Regions from separate parts of the Homo sapiens genome. Here region 2 is linked to region 1. Evidence: chromatin loops called from intact Hi-C (ENCODE). Cell type or tissue: MCF 10A. All regions are shown on one strand.

Region 1 (2,500 bases):
TAGCACGCAAAGATTTTCACAAACAGAACCCAATCTGCTTTCTAGTCTCACCTTCTGCCACTCCTACATCATACCTCTATCCTGAAGACACAATGAGGATTTCTACTTTTCCTGAATACATCACAATCGTTTCAAGACTTTCTGTGTATTCTCTGAACTATTTAACTGTCTCCTTTTCCCTCCTCATCTAGGAAAATTTTACTCATACCTCATAATCTGTCTTTCATGAATCACTTTCAAAATGCAAAGTCATTCCAGGGTACACATGGGTATGGATGATTTCACAGGAATCAATTTCCAGATCCACGATTTTCAATTCTCCTCTTTCCTACAACTACCTCCTTCAGAATGCTCTTTTTGACCACTCTTCTTTCCCACCTCCACTTGCTCTTTCACAAATGATCTTCTCCAGGTTACAAATCTTACAATGATGCACTGGCCAGGGCTTAAAAACTCCTGAGCACCAAGCAACTGGAGACAACTGAGAGCTTTCCTCTAGGGGGAGAATTCTGTAAGAGCAAAGCAAGAAATGGGGAAGGCAGCAGTTTTTAGTTTATCAGGCCGCTAACTAGAGAACAGACTCCATGATTTTATCTGTAAGTCAGACTATTTATCAATGAGTCCATTTATCTTAGAATTAGGAATCAGAAATGAGATGCTAGGGAAGGAGGTATAGTTAGTTTATTTAAACTGAAAAAGGAAGTCATACTTTTTCTTACTCAAGTTAAGTCTCATTTGACTTATTGATTTGACAAATGAAGACTAGCTTTTGTAATGAGAGAATGTGGTGGGCATTTTCCAATTTGAACGAAAGTGACTATAGAAGGCTTTGATGAAAAAAATACATATAAATGCTTAAGGCAAATATATACCATAAGAAAGAAATTGTATCCTTTACAAATGCATTATAACACATATCTTGCTGCAAATACTTGATATTTGTCTGTGTCCCTCCATGGGATCATGACTAACTTATGAAACAAAATGTATGTTAGTGATTTCTTATTCATTTAAATATCTCACTTATTCTGATTGTTCAGTAAATTTCTGCTGGACTATTGGATCAGTCAGAGCTACAATTAAATCTCCTTGTTAAAAATTCCTATTAAAACACAGTAGTATTCAAACTGCTGAATAAATAAAACAAACCCTCCCAATCATAAGTATTCATTCTCATTCCTCCCTGTGAACTCCCACTGAATATTACCAGTAACTCAGCATTCTGTGCTGAAAATATTACCTAAGTACATCTCATATTTTCTATAAGATATAAGCTCCCCAAGATCAAGACCATCATCAAATTGACCTCTGTCATCACCTCAGCACCTAAACCCTACTTGACCTTTTAAAATGAATTAATAATTTAAAATAACATCAGCCTTTGCTCTTTAAAACACTGATACCTAATTTAATCTTACTGCTCTGTGTTTTGGCTCAGGATACAGAGGGTAATTCCTAAAAAGAAAAAAATTGCTGTCAGTATATGAATATGATGCCACTGACTCACCACCAAGCAGCGCAGGCATGCTGAGTTATTTTTGCCAGTAGTAATGATGAATTGTGCTGACTGAGCCATTTGGTTCCTCCTGGGACCAGAGGCACACATTTTTTTATATAGTCTGTCAGGAGTTAAAGTATAATTTTTGGCCACTGGGCAAAGTTGGAATTATTTTCTTCAAAAAAAAATTGTAGCTACTTCACACAAAGTGACAATGCTAAGAGACAAAATAAAATCAGCAAGAGTATATGCAATAGAAATAAATGCTTTATCTCTAGTTGGAAGGCCTTGAACCTGACCACCTTTAGTTCCTTCATACATGAGTCAGGTTTTGGTCTCAATACCTTATGACTGACCACATGGAAACCAAACACTTATGAGTTTAATTTTACATGCTTTCTTTTCAATTAGCTTATGGTCATACCACAGATCAGCTTTGTAGAAAAAAGGAATATCTCTTTGCATTTCCATTTCTATATAAAACCTCCTTCCTAACACTCTTGAGTTTTAAATTAGTTTCATGACCTTAAATAAAAACATACTATTATTATTTTTTGTTCTTTTATTCTGAAAATGTCAATTTTTAAAACTGATGTTTTTCCATTTTTAATGGTCTATATTCTGGTATTCTAACAACAGAAAAAGAAATTATCAGTAATAAATGAAAAACACCATACAGATTTACTAGTATTTATTAAAATAACTTCTTCATTTCTACATATTAGGCTGCTATCTACCCAAATTAATTATCTAAATATGAACTATACAAATGAGATTTTGCTTTACTTTGTTTTTTAATCTGTAACCATTTTCAAAGGAAAAGCCACCTAACTCATAGGAAAACTATAAGACACTACACCTAAAGTATAAAACAAATTAATTTCTGAAAACTTCATATTAGAAAGAATTTGAAAATGTACAGATACAAAGAATAGCTGTCTAGACACATGATTGGAAGAGTGTACTAGTAAGAAGAATTTTCAGCTTGACATTAGAGTGGCC
Region 2 (2,500 bases), 73 kb after region 1:
ATATTAGTTAACCTTCTTTTCACCATATTTGTTGCAAATATTTTCTGCTAGTATTTTGCCTTTGTTTATGGTGTCTTTTATAAATGAGAATGTTTTACTTATGCAACCAAATCTGTTATTATGCATTATCAATCAAAGTTTCTTAACATGTGTACAAAGACCTCTTTCATCAGGATATTTCAGTAATAGTCTCTTATGTTTTTTCCTAATACTTTTTATTTAAATTGTTTTTTGATTCTATTTGTGCTATTACTATACTTGGAATTTCCTTATAGTACTATCTTTGGTGAGAGCCACGCCATAATATTTACTGAATAATCCATGCTTTTCCTATTTAATGGAAATGTCATTTCTTCATTTCAGTAAGGTTCACTATGTACTGGAACCTGTTTCTGGGTTTTGCCTAATGATGCCCATTTCCGTGCCAATAGAGACCTACAGTTGGTAGATTTTACTTCCTGGTACAAGGACAATATTCCCTGTAGTTTCATTTCTAGTTTATTTCTACAGATGAAAAAGGTTTTATGTATGTTTTTAAAATAAATGCAATAAAAATCTGAATGTTATGTAAAGTGTTCAAAATTGCTCATCTAGACAAGACTTCGAACAATTTCCTAAATTTCGTCATGTTAAGATTTTAAACAGAATTACATTCAAAAATGAATAAAAATGTATACATTTACATATCTAATAGGTTTTAATGTAAAAACTTAAAACTTCTAGGATAGTCACAGGTTTAAAACTTCTATTCAATTATTTATCAACACAAATAATTGAAGAATGTGAAAGAAAAATTTCTCTTGACCTGACATTTCTTAAAGAAGAAAACAAATTCAAAAATATCTAATAAATGTTCCTTATTTTTATGTGCTACAATCTATACGAGACTAACTAAACAGGCCAGTCAGTCTGGCCCAATTTAAGGAAAAACATTGAGGACACTGAAAATTAACTGAAATGTCAACCCACTTTAGAAGAAAGCTATTAGTAAAACAAGGGTACAGTTACAAGCACTTGTGAAAAGCACAATAAATAAACAATGAGACCCATTCAAAGATGCTGGGGAGACATTCAGGCTTTGCAGGGTTAGAACAAGAGACAGCAGAACCACTTCCCACATGGGCAAGAGTTTGTTTATTTTATTCTGCTTATCTGAAATCAGAGCAAATGATCCCAGTGGTTTGGAATGGCTCAAAATGTTTCTGGGCATCTAGGGAAGAAAAACTGCCTGGTTTTCAGGCGGTGTTTCTTTTTGCTCATGTGAATTTTAAAGTTCACGACTGAAAACTGAAATATTTGAGACCACAAAAGGTATTATTCTTTCAGTCACATGTTTCAGAGGAGATCAAAAGAAACACTTTCCACATAACTTTGAAAGTACCACACAGTGTGACCCCATAAATTATTGTTTATGGAAATGTCTTTACAGAATTGTATTTCACACCTTGGGAAAAATGTGAAATGAACTTAGCAACTTTTAATCATAAAGTTTTCTAGAAAACTGAAAAAATACTTAAGATGTGAATTATTTGTTTCCATGATTTCATTTAAGGCCAGGCTAACTGATGAGAAAGCCTAGAATATATTTCTTTCAGAGTACAAATATGGAGGAAAAATGACTATCACCATTTTTTATATAAAGGTAAATGAAATCTATATCCTTTGAATTGAATGAGAGTTATAATATCAAAACTTTCTATTCAACAGCAATTTCAGAATGAAATCATTTGTCACAATCTTCCTATTTCAAATGCAGAAAACAGCAGGTTATGGAGGGGGGTGTTTAAAAAGAATCAATGATAATGAAGTTTCAACCTTTCATTAATATCTTCTTTTACATCCAACAGTCAGAAAATGTTTTTAAGGACAAATAGGAAAGTACCAAAATATAATCTACTCACTGAACCAGTTAATTTCAAAGCTTTACACAGTGCTTTGAGAGGATAAGACTTGCTGGAAAGGTACAGTGAAGTAGGAGATTTTTTTTTTTTCTAATCAGACATCCACAGGAGGAAAATGTTTTAACTCTGCCTCCTAAAATGGAGAATGTACTTCACCTTCATTAGGTGATGAGGCAGTCCACCACAAATACAAGAGCTAAAAATTCCTTAGCACAAGAAAATTAGCTCTTTGTCATGTCCATGGAACATCTATTGTTTGGCTAGCTTACTCTGGAAGGGGTTTCTAAGTTAGTTGGCTGTCATTAATCTAAGCGCATATGGGGGCAGCTAATTAGAGAGGGCACTTTTCTGTTTGAGCAACACTGCCTCAGGTGAGGCTTGAATTAGTAGCCAACTTTCACCCTACACCCCTACTCACTCTTGAATCAGCACTCTGTCTGGAACACCTACCACTCCACTTTTGGAATGTGGCCTGCCTCCTCCACCTGACCACCAAGGCTCCCCCTCCGGAAAGCCACAAATTATAGTGCTCAATTGCAGCCAAGAGAAGAAAGCACTTGGAGGTAAAGCCAAAGTGAGAGTGAAAGAAAAATTTCCAC

What was found. A loop is a pair of places that touch in the nucleus more often than their neighbours do. Peaks named below come from ENCODE experiments on the same cell type or tissue, not always from the same donor. Only the 100,000 strongest peaks of a DNase experiment are listed, where the experiment ranks them.
Region 2: a loop joins it to region 1, with 2.0 times the contacts of the local background. A loop is called at or near these places in 2 of 110 quality-filtered maps.

Annotation. Positions count from the first base shown.
Region 1 is chr4:101,230,749-101,233,248 of GRCh38, forward strand. The region is part of intron 1 of PPP3CA (protein phosphatase 3 catalytic subunit alpha); the gene reads right to left. Among named protein-coding and RNA genes, the nearest start is that of MIR8066, 8.9 kb to the right of the region's middle. In MCF 10A, no CTCF peak of the experiment used is centred here; a DNase peak (open chromatin) is centred at 1,533.
Region 2 is chr4:101,304,000-101,306,499 of GRCh38, forward strand. All of the region lies in intron 1 of PPP3CA (protein phosphatase 3 catalytic subunit alpha), which reads right to left. Among named protein-coding and RNA genes, the nearest start is that of MIR1255A, 25 kb to the right of the region's middle. RefSeq lists an enhancer at 764-1,347. In MCF 10A, no CTCF peak of the experiment used is centred here; no DNase peak of the experiment used is centred here.